2 separate regions of the Mus musculus genome follow, and region 2 is linked to region 1. The links are chromatin loops, found by intact Hi-C in ENCODE. Cell type or tissue: heart. All regions are shown on one strand.

Region 1 (8,000 bases):
GAAGCCATGGCTGCCGTAAAATGAAAGCGTGGCTGCTGGCGTTTCAGAACATTCCATCAAGAGGCTGGTGGGAAGCTCTCCTGTTTACATTCGTGAGGGGCAGCTCTGTGGGAGTCAGGGTGATAGTTTGAAAGAGGGGGTTTGTTTGGCTAGAAGAACCAAAGGTGCTGTTTAAAATAAATAAAATTTAAACAAAGCATTGTTTGTGTGCACACATCCACGAACATCAGATCTCTGAATTCTTTTGCCCGTGCTTTGTGACAGCTAAGGTTTGTTTTCCGCTTCTTCAGAAAAAGCCTGTGGTGGTGGTGGTGGGGGGGGGCAGTGTGTGTTTGGTGTGTTCCAGGCATAGCGACCGACCAGGCTCTACCCTGTTCCTTTCTCACCTTAAAGACGCATCATTTCCCGAGGCTTGAACTAAGCCTGCTCCAACACAGTTGAAAGCCAGACTGTACCAAGGGCTAGAGGGACATTTACCGGCTGGATGGCTCTCAGAGCCTCCTCCGCATGGTAATTCAATCTTGTCAGCTTGTAATTACTGCCCTGGTTCATCTCCCCTGGCTCAAATCTCCACAAAATGCCTCTCCATTATTACCTGCCCTCCCTGAGGCCATGCCCGGGTGGTTGCTAATAAGCTACTCCAGCCTCTAGCCGCTCAGGGTGACCATTTTCATCCCTCTTTCTCCCAATGCTCATCCTGAGTTCTGAGGGTTGCACACAGTCAGGAGAAGGATAAGGAGGAGTTGGACAGGACTCCTGTAAGGTTCTTTGCTCTTATCCACCTACCTGGCCACTGGACTCAGCCTTGGCTGGGCTGAGATCCGGGGGGACTTCTTTTGATGGACATCTGATAGGACAACTGTCTTCTTCTGCAGGATGTGACAGTTGAGGGAGATTTCAGACCTCAGCAGTCAAGGAAGCTTGTCATGGCCTGGGCTGGCAATGGCCTTCTTCAAACGGAAGCATCAGCGTGAAAGGTAGCCAGCAGCAGAGACAATGACATAGGAAATCTCACTGAGCTAGCTCTTTACTGGGGTAGCTGGACTCAGAAACACCCCAAATCCCACCCTTATCACCCACAGCAGTCCCAAGCCTATATGCCGAAGTGTGTTGGACGGCTGTGACACCCTGGAGGGCCTCATTGGCCAGAGTGCTCGGGGCATGTCTGAGTTGTTGGAGTCTAGACCTGAGAAAGCTAACAGGGGTGCCTTGTTGTCAGGGGCAGCCAGCCTCAGGCCGCACCTCAAAGGTACCAGAGCCTGGCCTTGGCCTTTCTCGGCTCCCTGCATCCCACCCTTGGGTGCTGGAGTTGGAAGTCCCTCCGGTTCCCCTTCTTTCCAGGCTCCCTCTTGCTGCGCTCGCTCGGGCTGATGGCGGATTATCCTCCGAAAATCCACTTGGAAGGGATTTTTGTTTTGTTTTGTTTTCTCTACTTGACACTTGAGAGTAAAGTAGGCCATTTATCTTCCAGGCAGAAGAATTTCAACAGTGCGGCCTCTTGGTGCGGCTCGGGCTCCGGGTGTGGAGACAGCTTTAGGTCTCCTTGCAGGGGCTTTGGACAGTCTTAGCTGCTGCCTCCTAAACTCGTGAGCTTTTCTCCCCTCCAGCTAATCCCCTGCCTGCCACCCCTCCCCTGGATCCAGCCCACCTCAAGCTCCACAGACTGAAAGGCGTATTCATGCTCCAGCCGGCTGTTTGTTTAAACTCACCCTGTGTTAGTCCGTGTTAAATGCAACAGAACGAGAAGAAATGGAATTTTCTGCCGGCTTTTGATCAAAGAGAGGACTTGAAAAAATTCAAGACGGGTTCCTGCAGGACACTGTTAAACACAGGCTCTGCGTTTCTGCACGCCAGTGTTTAGTTGGCTGGAGGAACGAGTTCTTTATCCTTTTGATCTCGGGAAGAAAACACACATGCATACACACACACACACACATCACACACGTGTATACATATGACATGCACAAACACATGAACATATAAACACATACACATACATACATAAACATACATACACAGACCACAGACACAAACATGCATGCATCCCCTTAACATACACACACATAGGTATGCCATATGTGTATATGCACACTCATACCCCAGTCACACACATACATGTACACAGACACCGGCACCCATGCACATCCCCACACCATAAACAAGAAACTATGGCCATCCTTTTCCGAGACACCCCAGCTGTGGAGGACCACCCTTTAATGAATTTGAAACATGGCCCCACTGCAAAATGCAAACTCTTTGTTTTTATTCCTTTCATGGGAATTCAGGGTGAAGTCTCTCTGTTCTCCAGGCCACAGGATGCCGACCACATGCTCAGAACACCCTGTCTCTCTCACCCCATCTATCTTCGTGGTGGGACCAATCATGAAATGTCCATCCTGGCTCCCCAGCTTGGAGGCAAATGCCGATGAAATGTCCTTAACATGTCCCCATTTCCTGTCATCCAGGGAGATCCCCAGGGGCTCGGGCCGCTGAGTTTAAGGCAGGGACCGCAGATCTGCAGCAGAGTCGATGGCCGTCTCACGCAGGGAATTTGGAGGTTTCGATCAGCCTGATCCACAGCAGCCAGTCAAAGCAGCCTTCGTATTACATGGATACACAGGCTAATACCCCAAGCTCTTACTTAGACTGACCTGGGACCAGTGCAGGCCCTGGAAAAAGTTAAAACGTGCCCTGCCGCCTTCCCCCTCCTCACTCGCTTTTCCATTATGGAAAAAAACCCGATTTTTTTTTTTTTTAATTTGTTGTGTTTCTACAATCGATTGTTTGGTTATCGGCACTGCCCGTTTCCTGATGCTCATTTCTGTTTCGACACAAATCAGTCTCGTTTCCTTTTGGAATAAGGATCAGGCTGGGAAGTGGACCCAGAACCGTGAGTTTTCCCTCTGTTCCCTCCAGCCCCGAGCTCCTGAGCCCCGCTTCAGCTCTGGGGTGACTCTCCCCAGCCTCCTGGCTCTCCTGGGCCAGTGCAGGCAGCCTGAGCTCTGCTCTCCCCATTTAGGAAGGAGATTCTAGAATTTCTACACAAACATCACATAGGAAGGGGAGGGAGGGACTTCCATTTTCATTTTAAGGCTCTAAAAGAAGGGGAAAGTAAACAGGGTGGGCTGTTTTATCTCAGGGGTTCATGGGGAGTCCCTACTGAATTTACCAAATAAAATGAATTTCAAAATTTTCATTTTCTCATTTTATTCCGGCAGAAAATGAGTTTGCCTTTATAATATCCAGAGCTTTCAAACTCTATTGAGTGAGAAATTAAGTTACAGAAAGTAAATACTCTGGTCTCTCCACACGCCCGAAACGAGACAGCCTGTCACTGTAACATGATAGCAAGCCCGGCTTTGGGGTCCAGGATCACTTATTATTTTTTTTTATGATGTATAATAATGAGAAACAAGACCCAGTTAAAATGTTCCTCTTTTAGAATGGTTGAAGTGTGATACAAAATAAATTTGATTGTAATTTTAATTTGTAAACCTAAGTTGCCAATTAAAAAAAAATCTTCCCAATGTCTTAAAACACGGAAAAAATGTAAAGAAAACAAAAATGAATGTTCTTGGCCACGGGAAATTCTATCTTTATATAGAAACACACATGTAAGGCAGGCGCTCTGGTAACGGGAGTGCTTTGCCTTTCGTTACAAAGAGAAAGCAATATTTGAACTGCAGAACGAGCGGACACAAGGAAGAAGGGTGGCTGGCTATTTGCATAGGAAAATCCAGAGACCGACACTAGGCAGATGTGGGCTTGGACTGTGATTGTATTTATAACAAAAGCTACATAAATGTAAGAAAAAAAGAGAGAAAGTTATTTTGCTTAAGTGCCTGGAAAAAAATTGGAATAATATTTGGGTTACTCCTGTCTTGTGCTTTGTGTTCTGGAAACCCGTGGGGTCCAGGAAGGATTAGAGAACTCCACTGGGGACTTGGGGAGACAGCCGAGCCTTAAAGAGTGCTTGCTGCTCTTCCAGGGGACCCAAGCCGGTTCCCAGCATTCACATAGGGTGGCTCATACTCTCTGTAGCTCCAGTTTCAGGTGATCCAGTGCCTCTACCTCCACGGGCACACATTCATACATGCGTGCATGTGTGTACGCTCACACACACACACACACACACACACACCCCAAATATTTGTTTTTAAAGCACTTTACCTAAATCGGAAGTGTGTGTATTGTGTATTTGTGCATGTGCATATGTATGTGTGCATGTGTGTGTGCACATGTGCGTGGGAGAGACTGCATGTGTGCATTGAATATGTGTGTGTTTGGTGTGCTTGTGTGTATGTGAGTGTCTCACACCCGTAACCTCAGGAGGTATACAGAGGGGTAAATGGAAGGGAAGATAACTTTTACCTCAGAAATTCTCTGTTAACACAAAACTCTTAAATGATAAAAAAAAAAAGCATATATATATATATATTAAAGGTAGGTCGACGGGGGATAGATCAGCGTGCCAATACAGAGAGGCAGGCGACCGTTTCTCTGTGATTCCCACCAATCCATATTCCTTTCTTCACTCTGGACCCTTGAACAGAAAGCAACCTTCTTGGGGACGTCTGGCTGCTGCCCAGTAGATGGTGCTGTGACTTCTAGAGATAGGAGGGTGGAGTGGGGGTGGGGAGGGCAGGACAGTGAGGTCTGCCACAAGCCCATCTCTGCGAACTTCCACGGAAAGAGGAGACTCCTCTATGAGGCCTCTGCAAGGTGCCACCTATCAAAGACTATTTAAAGTAGTTAGGCCAAATGTCTGTCACCAAATGTCCGATCCTTAGGAAAGGACCTAGGGGGTAGAGAGAGAGAGGTGTGGGGCACTTAGGAGACACTTAATATCTCAGAATTAAGGTGCCTGACCACACACTCTCTGCCCTCATGGTCACCACGGAGACCGAGTGCCCGCAGAGTTGAATTGACAGGTGTCAGTCACGATGGGCACCTAGTCTCGGAGGATGGCGGGGAGAGTCTGGGCCGGAGCTACTCCCTGTGTCTTCCCATTGGCACCTGTCAGACACTGGCTGCTCTTGGCTTTAGCTCTCTCCTGTCACTGTCTCCTGGTCAGGAAGAATTTTTCACCTTCTTCCTCAAGTGAACATTTTTCTACCCGTCTCCCTAAGAATGTGGTCCCGTGATTTGTCGCACTGAGTGTTTAATCTACAGACATTTTCAGATGACCTTGATGGACAGCATGGCTCATTAATTTCTTTTAGGCAACCATTAGCTGAGCTGTTTCTAATCTAGAAGGCAGCCTGAGTGTCGGCAAAATATCTCAGACAATCTGGGATTCCACAAAAGCAGCAAAAAGATTTATTTCCTTCTCTGAGAATGGGGCTCTTTCTTCTTGGGGATGAGCGAGAGGAGGCTTCTCTGGGCTCCACACTCGACGGTAAAGACAGAACGGCGGAGGGAGAAGCGTGACTTCATCTGGTCTGGTAGCAATTAATCTCATATCGTTTCTTGAAGTTTTAATTGATTGACACACCAGCTTTTATGCTTGTATGTGTTTACAAATTGTACGAGTTAGTTACCTTCCGTTCACAGCAAGGGTTCATGTATTAATAAAATGATTGTGCAAAAAAAAAAGAAAGAAGAAAAGAAAGAAAGAAAGAAAGAAAGAAAGAAAGAAAGAAAGAAAGAAAGAAAGAAAGAAAGAAACCACCAGCTGTTTAAATAAATTCTGTTCTGGTTTAAAGATTCTGCCCTTTGGGAGAAAGTCATTCTGAGTTGAGCGGCAGACACCAGCGAACAGTTACCATGTAAATAAATCTTCCTGTAACTTAGCGCTATTTTTCTTGTGCAAGATACTAACACATTAGAAAATAAACTTTGTGTGTTGGGCCCTGTTTGTATGGAGCAAGCTTCTGTAAGATGATCCGGAGAAAATGTGAACCAACCCCCGTGTGTGTTGGCTTCTTAGCTATTTGATATGTAGAAAGCTCTAGAGAATAAAAGGGGGCAGCTCTGGCAAGAGCCATTCACATTTCCGCTGTCGCACGGAGGAGCTGTTATCAGAGCGAGGGCTGACGCACAGAAAGAGCCGGTCACCTGGCACGTTGGCTTAGGGGATAATTTAATTACCCACCAATTAGTGTTAACTTGCATTTCTGCCCAGGCCGGCCTTCTCGAAGTCTTGTTTATTTCTAGAAATCAGGATGGTGACAGCTGTAATAGGCCATTCAGCAGCAAACATTTTCTCATTTAATTGAAAATATTTTAGCTTTCAGGGACCAAGCAAAGCAGGACTTTCAGGGTTGATGTGCAGAACTCCTGGCTGGAGGGGAGTAGGGGGGGGGGGAGTGTTAAATAGAGAACTCCCCAGCCTGCCCGGCTGTGCCTGGCCACTTCCCTTTGCCTGGCAAGTTGGTGGGTTTTCACGGTTGGTGCGGCCACCCCACCCCTTTGGAGATTTTTTTTTCCTCCCGGTGAAGGGGAGAATGCAGACTCAGTTCCCCCTCTACATGTGGGAGTGACTAAGCATCTTGGGAGGCCCGAGTCGCTGGCAGGCATCAGCTGCATCTGTCACCAATAGCGTCAGCAATAGCGTGCTGGTTCAGAGACTGCATCTTATGTTTGTAAACTTCTCAATTTTTGTTTTCCGAGAAAGGCATGATTGATCTCTAGGCATAAAGGTGGGGAGATGCTCTCTGGTCCTCCCTGACAGCTGAAGGCAATCAGGGCCCATCTTTGGTGCCGTGTTTTAGTTAAAAGGTAAAAAGAAACGCAGACCCTCAGACCAGGAGACTCTGGAGGTATGCAGCCTTCACCCCAGGACCCCCACCTCTGTTGCTTCAGGGGAAGTTGGTCCTGAAGGATCCCAGGAGTCTCACCTTGCCCCTCTGCATATCCCTGCCTACCATCGTGTGGTTCTTTTGGAAGGAGACAGGAAACCCTGGATTGACATTTAGGGATCAGCTAACACGTCTGAACTGGGTGTGAGGAGGAAGTCTCCACGTTCCTTTGTGCAAACGAGCTTCACAGATCAAACCCGCCAGGCTCTTGTGCAAACTCTTCTGCACTTCAGGAGAGTGAGCCTTGGGAGGCAAAGCCCTTCCCAGCTAGCTGCATGCCCTTCAGGAGCAGGGTAGTTCAGATCTCTCCTGCCGCCGTGGCTCTGTCTGGGGATATAACTTGGCCGGTAGGGGCAGTGGTTCCACAGTGTGGAGGAAGGCTTCCTGCATCTCACCCATCTCCCTGCTGCTGTTCTGTATGATGCTCTCCCTTCATCCCCTTGCCCACTCGGTGTCCTGGACCTCGCTTTCGTGTTTGTACAACATTGGTAGCCGACTCTCCCTTAACTGGAGCCCAGGCCTGTGGTGCATAAACGCCCCAGGCTTTCTGGAACCCCCCAGCCATGCTTGCAGCCACTCTGCAAACTCCACCACACTGAAGGCAAACCAGTGGTCGTTCCAAACTCACCTGGTGGCGTCTCCCAATGAGTCAAGATGGAGAACAATGCCAATAACCTCTCTGGACACTTAAAGAAACTTAACACGCCCTGAGGGCTAAGCCAGGGAGAACTGGTAGCTTGGGTTCAGGACAGTACTTTTAAAATACTTTTTAAACTTCCCTTTTTGAGAAAGAATCTCATGTAGCCCAGGCTAGCCTTGAACTCTCGATGTAGCTGAGGATGACCTTGAAGTTCTGATCTTCCTGTTTCTACTTCCTGAGGGTGGGGATGGCAGATACCAGGGGATGGAACCTAGGGGTTCCTGCATGGTAGACAAGCACCCTATCGGCTGAGCTAGACCCCCACCCCCTAGCCCACACGTTCTTAACAGGCTTCACTAGGTAGCATTTTATGGGGTGACCAGCTGAGTGGATGAACTTGGAAGCAGAGCCAGGCTGTGTAGGGAGCGAAGGTGCCAGAGAGAGTGGCTTTGGGTTCATGTTGGGTTCCGTTTCTTGTTTAGTGAGTTTCTTGCATGTTTAGCCCTTTGGCTGTTTTCTTCTGCATAAACTTCAGTTTACATTTTGCTTTCTAGAGCTTT
Region 2 (8,000 bases), 160 kb after region 1:
TGTGCATATATGTGTATGCATATATGTGCTTATATAAACAAATATATGTGTATATGTGTATATATATGGGTGTGTGCATATATATGTGTGTATGTATATATGTATATATTCATATGTGTGTGCTATGTGTGAGTGTGTGTGTGTGTGTGTGTGTGTGTGTGTGTGTGTGTATCATCAGAAAAGAGACAGAATGCCACACAGAACCCAGGTCTGCTGCTGTCTCAGAACTCTCACACTCTGTATCCTTTTTCTTTCTCTCCCCCTCCTCTCATTACTTTTTTTTTTTTTTTGGCCTGGGAAAAAAGAGCAGGGGCAGGAGGGGGCCGAGTGGAAAGAGAAACCTTAGCTGACAGGAAAATAAAGAAGATGGCTGCCCTGCGGATTATCCTAAGCCTGGCTTTGAAAGGGTGAAACTTTCCTCGGTCCTGGGCCCAGGTTATCTCCTCTAATTGCATTATTCTGAGATTTACTGAGATTAAATGGCCCGGCTTAGTGGCAGTAATGGGTGGCAGGTGTTACTACAAACACACAGCCACTTTTGACTCTCTGGCTAGTCCCACTTGGGGCAGGGATGCCCTTCTGCTACATGCCACTCTCCTGGGAGTGGGCAAACTGTGGGCATTTCCCCAGCACAGGGGCCTGTCCCCTCAAAAGCTGTGCTTCTTGATACCAAGGTGACCTTCCGTCATGCGTTCCCCACACCCTGATCACACTACCTGGTTCAAGGAAGAAGTTTTCATTATCCTTGGAGGGTCACACTGAGTCTGCGCTCTGTCTTCATTCTTGTAGCCCAGGCTAGCCCCAAACTCATCAAGAACTCATTCTATAGTCAAGAATGCCCTCGAACTTCTGGAGTGCTGGGCTGTTGTGCATGTTCTATCATGTGTTACCGTGTGTGTGTGTGTGTGTGTGTGTGTGTGTGTGTGTGTGTGGTGTTGGGGATCAAACCCAGGGCTTGGTGCATGATAAGCAAGTACTCCAACATCGGAGCTAGCCTCAGTGTCCACCACCGGCCTCCACTGAATCACTGAAGGAGAGACATGCATTTGTGGCCTGTGGTCATTGAGACAGAAAGAGCAGAGTCCATCTGTAAAAGCCAACATCACATGCAGAGTAGGAGCTAGAGAGCATAAATACGTTCCATCCTGAGTTGTTCTCAATATAACCATAAGTTGTTTTATTATTATTATTATTATTATTATTATTATTATTATTATTATTACTGGGGAGGACTATGTAGCTCAGGCTAGTCTCAAACTTGTAAAAATTCATCCTCCTGCCTCAGCTTCTTTTCCTAAGAACTAGGGTTGTTGCAGGTATGCACCACCACCTGGCTAGCTATTATATAGTTGCCCTCTGTATTGCAGGGTTGGAGAGAGAGCCTCAGAGGTGACAGAGCTTGTTCAGTGTCACACAGATTGATCCTCTCCCACCCCCTGTGCAACATATGGTGGATAACAAAGCCAGGGCCACAGGGTTGCTTTCCCAGGCAACAGAGAAGTGAGGCCATGCCTGCACCGAGGTGGCCACAACTCATAAGTTAAACGCTGTCTGTGAGGCAGGTTCCTTTCATGCATCCTTGAAGCCAGAAGAACTGAGTGGAGTCCAGCTTGGGCTGTGTCTGCCTCTGTTTCCCGCCACAATTCTGCCACCAAATGACCTTGCAGAACATTCGCAGGCTCAGCCACCAGGCATGCCGGGAGATTCAGAGGCCCGGGGCATAGCATAGGAAAGTCAGTCCTGTCACTTTAAGTTGCTGTTTTCTGCCCTCCTGGGCAAACCCAGAAGAGCTGACCCTGGGCAGAGCATCCTGTCTGTCCAGGGATCAGGCAGGGGCAGGAGGAGGCAAAGGCTCATGTGCACTGGAAGCCAGAGACGCTCCTGGGTTTGTGGGTGGTGAGTAGGGGAACTGTTTGTACCTCCTCGGCTTTGCCAAGGGGTTGCTATCCCTTGGACCCTTAGGGGTCTGATACCCAGCACGGAATAAAACAGGCCTGGTGGTACATGGAAGGAAGGAAAGAAGGGAGGGAGGGAGGGAGGGCCGGCCAGCCAATGGCCATCAGGTTGGGGCAGCACCTGGATAACACATAGGAGATGGGGGCATCTGAGGGAAGCCCATTTCTGAGTGACATTAAGTTCCATTACTCAGGGTTTTAAACAGCTCATTCCTGGCTACCTCTTGTGCCAGTCTCTGGAAGAAGCCCACATTTGTGCACAGTACAGGTTGTGATCAGCCGTACACCTGTGACCTCAGGCTAGCAGCTTCCGACCTCTGGGCCTTGGTTTTCCCTTCCGCAATCTGATGATGTCTTACCCTGTGTTAGAGGAGCTGGGAGACCCAATGTCATATGTGACAGATACTTCCAAGGCCGGCATACATTCTACGTGCCTGGTGCTGAAGAGCCAGGGCCATAAAACAAAGCTCACTCATTCCTGCATGCTTTTGTTCCCTATGATTACACACATATACACACACATATATATATATATACATATATATACACATATACATATATATGTATATATATATTCTTGTAATATAAAATGAGCATATGATGCATGACTTTAACATAAATCATGGGTGAAGAATGTCTAAAACTCCATTTTCATCTCGTAATACAATAAATGTGAGTCAACCTGTTACTCGGAAGTCAAAGTTCTCACTACGCCCCATGCCTTTAAGAGTGTTCAGTGTTCTTGGGATGGCAAGCCCGTCCTTAGCCAGGCTGGGAGGGTCCCGCTGGGATGAGCTCAAGGTCCTGACTGAAAACATGCACGCAGTAAGAGTTCTTCGGGTCTAGCAGCCGTGCCACTCAGGGCGTTTTGGGGGAAGATGAACATTTACCTGAGAGCTGGCTGTAAAGCAACAGGGGAGAGAGGGCTGACAGTTCATCCTGAGGCTTCTGGGTTGAGGACATGAATTCCCACGGGCTTGTGCCTTCGGAAGCGACTGTCCACCTGTTAACACTCCATCCAGCCTGACGTGGTACTCACAACACTCAGGAGGCACGAGTGGAAAGCCAGCCTGGGCTGCCGTGGTGTCTCATCCCGGGAGCTTCTGAGACTAGAGATATTACAGGGAAGCCCAGAGGGAGTCCCCAGGGAGAACCTGTCAGTCTTCAGCCATCAAACGAACCCTGCCTCATCCATCCCGAGGCCCTGTCTCAAAATCTGCACGTGAATCAGTCGCTAATTAAATAAGTCAGTGCACGATTTGGTCAGTGAGAGCCAGAGGCTGTTCACTCTCAGAGGTGTCTGGGTTTGCAAAGGCCCAGTTCCTGCTTAACCAGCTGTGTGGCCCAGGGCGGCCCATGCCTGTCATCCCAGCTCCTGAAAGGTTGAAGCAGAAGAATTGCTGGAATCCCAAGGCTAGCCTGGACTACATGGTGGATTCCAAGCTATCCTAGGCTACATGGTAAGGTCTTGTTTCAAAAACTAGTTATTATTATTATTATTATTATTATTATTATTATTATTTACTATATTATAATTTATTATTATAAAAAGTAGATATATAATTATTCTAATCAAAACTGTAATGAAACCCATAGACAGAATTTAGAGGTGGAAAAAAACTGGCCAGGAATCCCAGTTACCCAGCAAGGTAGAGATGGTCGCCACATCTCTGTCACCCAATACAATTTGAGGTGCTCTTTCCATTGTGGGGAGGTGCTTGTGGGCAGGGATGAGTTCCCAGGAGGCTCTGGGGCCTGCCTGATGTGTGGCTTCTTCAGCACACACTTTTTATAAGCCAAGAGCAGGCTCACAGTCAGTCACAGGGAAAATAGCTGGAAAAGTAGCCCCCACACCCCACGGGCACAGGCTTCCATGTGACACAGGGCTCTCCATAAAAGGCTCACGTTGGGACATGGGCTTTCTCTCCAGGACTGGCGACTGACAAGTTCTCCCTGGGGCTTCCTCTGTGCTCCTCCCTGAAACGACCTCATCTTAGAAGCCCCCCCCCCCCCCGGGAATAGACTGTCCTTCATCCCTGGCACCCACCACAGTCAGCTCTCCAGCGCTGAGTGATCTGTGTCCCCTGAGGAAACACTGAGATTCCTATCGGTCCACATCACAGGCTCACTTCCTTCCCTGAGACATCACTAGCTGCCTGTGGGGTGTCAGGTTTCAGAGCCATGGGCCACCAGCTGAGGAACAAGAATGAAGAAGAGTCTTAGAAAGTGTCTGCAGATGGAGGGCGGGGAGGAGAGAAGGCCCAGGAACTGCTAGTGGGTCCTGTCCCTGGTTTCAGGGGCCCTGGCCACGTGGCTTTACCCAGGACTCCAGATCTGAAGGTCACAGGGGAGCAAATCTTTGGATAACCTTGGTGGCAATGGTCTTAAAGCATGGCTCTAGAGGACGGGCCACAGATCTGAGGGGACTTCGTAGAATTGTCTTGGTTGGATATCGGTGGCATGGGTCCCCAGGGAGACTTCAAGCCAAACACAATAGCCATTACCAGACCCAAACTCAAAAACAAAACAAAACAAAACAAAAAACACCAGGCTAGACAGGGTATAGGTGCAAACTGATGGGAAAGGTTGAGCTGGCAAAATGGGCAGAGGTGGATCACTGAACATACAGAGAAAAGGAAAATGTAAATAAAAACCAGAAGGGAAAGGAAAGGCTTAATTTTTTACTACCGGACATGTCTTTCAGTCCTGAGATCCATTGGTGACATTGGTGGGAAGCAGTGGCCGATTTTGCCATTACTCCTCCCACACACAAGGGGGCGCTGGAATGACTTCCTGCCAACATGCTCCAGTCCCAGAGCAGCCAAATGTTAGGAGACTCATGGTCCCAAATTGACTGACCATGAGAAATGAGAAACTGGTTGATGCCCTACCCCAGTCCCAGGTAGGCAGGACATGCCCTTGTCCCTCTGGTTTGGAGGGGTCTCTGAGATGAGCAAGCTTTCAGCTGAGTTTCTGTGAACGCAGCTGGGGATTCTGAGACAGCAGGCAGGATACTCCAAGTAGAGGGTTTCCTACATGACCTGATCACGTGCCAGTGTTGGGGTGCATTGGGGACCCACGCTGACCCAACACTCTCCCATGCAAAAGAAAATGGGCCACAGGGGACATGCCTACCATGTTGGTGAGACAACTAAATCCTATGTGTGGTCTCAGTGGAAGCTCTCCTGCAGAACCAGGCAATGTGTTAAAAGCCTCTTACCATCCTCTCTGCCTCCAGCTGCTGTCTGTCCTCCTGGCCGTGAACTGCCTGTTTCGAGCTGGGTTAGACAACACAGTCATTTCCTGAGGTTTAACTAGCTCACCTCCTTCACAATGGCAGAGCAGGCTCTGGAACAGCACTGACAGGTTAGCTGCACACGTGGAGCTCGGTGATTAAACCGGGAGGGTCAGTAATGTCTTCCGTAACAGATGTGAACATCTGCACTGGCCTAAGGACAAGAGACCTGCTCTATACTGGGTCCCAGCGCCAACAAAGACCACTCCAAGGAACCCAGAGTTCTGATTGCTTATTATAGGGGGTGCCCTGTCCAGGCTGGGGGCCAAGTGCCCGGCACAGAGCTCATGATGGAGGGGAACAGGGCAAGCAAGCTGACCCCAGCTCACCCCCCACATTGGCCTCGACCTGAGCCTACCCCACCGCCCTCCCACCTCCCCTGCCCCTGCCCACGCCGTGTTCAGTATCTCCTAGCCCAGCAAACTCTGCCCAGAACCACAGCGCTGACGCCGACCCTGCGCAGCATGGCCTCCTCTCTTGCCAGCCTGTTTTTGTTTTGCTGCCCGATGCTGACGGCTTGCGGTTTGCCTCACACTTTGTCAAGTTCACGGCAGCCATAGGAGAAAGCATCAAATTTGTCAGCGAATCCTGTTCTCTATTACAGTAACCGCGGTAATGCCATCCAGCTGGGTCGCCTCCGCAGCCCAGCACCCTGCCTCATGGCTAGTCAGGGGATGTGGGTGGAGGTTGCTGACGGCCTCCCCAAGGTGACGGTACAGCCAGGATTCCATCACTCACCGCTGCTCTTCTTACGTCAGAACAACCGGAGGAGGACTTCATTTTTTAAAAGCATGATTTTATGCATGGCATGTGGTGTGCCTGTGTGTGTGTGTGTGTGTGTGTGTGTGTGTGTGTGTGTGTGTGTGCACGCACACACTAATGCCCATGTGTTCACACACAGGGGTGCTCTTGTGGAAACCAGAGGTTTTCACTGTCTTCCTCTATCACTCTCCAGCTTGGTTTTGGGGACAGGGTCTCAAACTGAACCTTGAGCTTGCCATTTTGGCTAGGCTGGCCAGCGAGTGAGCGGGCTCTCTGCATCCACCTGTCTGTGCCTTCCAGGGCTGGGCTTACAGGCATATACCACGCCCAGATTTCTACACAAGTGCAAGTGTTTGAACTCATGTCTTCCTCATGCATACATAGAAAGCCCCTTACCTGCTAAGCCCTCCCTCCCTGTTCCCCCAGGGAAAGAGACTTCTAATTGCTGATAACAACAGTAAAAGGGAAATCTAGGTCCCTAGAGCCTCACAGGTGACACACCTGTCACTTCTGCAGGTCAACTTCCCCTACCTGTCAATACTCAGAGCTCAATCTGGGTTCAAGATGCCCCGTCCCTTGAGCATAACCCCTGCCTGGCCGCTTCTCCTGGGCATCCCCTCCTGTGCCTCACCTTTCTCAGATGCTCGCTTGAAGCACAATGTAACTTCTACCGCAGCCAGCCCAGGGGAAGAGGCCTCACCCCATTCACCACTTACCATCCATCTTACTGACAAATAGGATAGACCGGCTCCTGCTGCCAGCTAGGCTTAGCCTCACCATGAACAAAAGGACCCCTCAAACCCATGGGATGAAGCCTCAGCCCTGGGATCTCAGAATATAGCTATGTTTGGGGATGGGTCGCTTGAAGGGTGACTGTGTTCACAGGAGTCGGGGGGGTGACCCTGACCCAATAGAACTGACACCCGGAGCATAGACTTTATTTTAAAGGGATGAACGTAAAAAGAGGGACACAGGTTGCAGATAGTTTCTACAAGGTATGTAGAGAGGCTTCGGAAGACCAGCTCTGCAGCGCCTTGGGGGGGGAGGGGGGGTGATAAACGGCTGCTGTTCAAGCACAAAGAAAGTGATACTTTGTTACCAGGTTACCAGCAGACAGTTACAGACCTGTGGGTGAGTGGATGCAGGAAGAGCGGCGGCCTCTCTAGATGTCAGCAGAGTGAGGCGCAGAACTGGCTTCTGTGCCTTTGGACCAAAGGGTACCATTGATGGAGACACACCTGCCGCTACTGGTCCATATGCTCTTACCTCTCTGACTGCTTCCTGGGGATAAAACAATCTGGAGACAGCCCAGGAACGAGCCGGCATATGGTTCTGAGCTGGGGCTGATGGGATTCTTCCAGTCTCAAAGATGCAGAATAGTGAGAGGCAGAGGCGTCCCTCACTTAAGGCTGGCATTGGTTTCCAGGTGCATCCACCTACAGAACCCGCTTCCTGCGCATCCCAACCTCATGGTGTTTATCCACCAGGCCTGTTCAGGGACCTGCTCAACCTGTGCCAAAGATCCAGACCTCCTTTGTGGAACATGTTCTACTATAGCATCCAGAGGATGCTCACAGTGGGCCGTGCTGATGCTCTGGGCTCCATCCCATGGTCCAGAGAGAACCTATGGAAAAAGAGCTGAATGGTTTTTAAGCAACGCTAAGCCAAAGCTGACCCTGAAGCAGCAGAAAGCCAAGGATTCCCTGCTGCCTCCCTGTGGTCTGCAAACCACATCAGCAATGTGTGCAGATGCTCTCTTGCATGGATACCTGTCTGTAACTCCAGGAAGAGGAAGTTTTGAATTGTTCAAGCTCATCTTCCAATGGGTAGTGGGCAACCAGCTACACCCCCGGGCCTTCATTGAAAGAGTCTAGAGCTCAGCCTGATGGCCCAAGGCCTGTGTGAACAGGCAGCCAGTACTGTGGCTGCTGCTCAGAGGGTGTCTGCAACTCGGTGTGTGGTTCCCTGGTTCCTGTCAGCACTGATCT

The links. Peaks named below come from ENCODE experiments on the same cell type or tissue, not always from the same donor. Only the 100,000 strongest peaks of a DNase experiment are listed, where the experiment ranks them.
Region 2: a loop joins it to region 1, with 4 times the contacts of the local background. A loop is called at or near these places in 5 of 42 quality-filtered maps.

The regions. Positions count from the first base shown.
Region 1 is chr8:121,389,927-121,397,926 of GRCm38, reverse strand. No RefSeq gene overlaps it. Among named protein-coding and RNA genes, the nearest start is that of Gm26747, 25 kb to the left of the region's middle. In heart, CTCF peaks have their summits at 4,576 (motif pointing right) and 7,151; DNase peaks (open chromatin) are centred at 2,456 and 4,606; H3K4me3 peaks cover 855 bases; H3K27ac peaks cover 3,907 bases; H3K27me3 peaks cover 3,613 bases.
Region 2 is chr8:121,225,826-121,233,825 of GRCm38, reverse strand. No RefSeq gene overlaps it. Among named protein-coding and RNA genes, the nearest start is that of Gm33739, 16 kb to the right of the region's middle. In heart, a CTCF peak has its summit at 4,730 (motif pointing right); DNase peaks (open chromatin) are centred at 4,122 and 4,728; H3K27ac peaks cover 2,025 bases; H3K27me3 peaks cover 467 bases.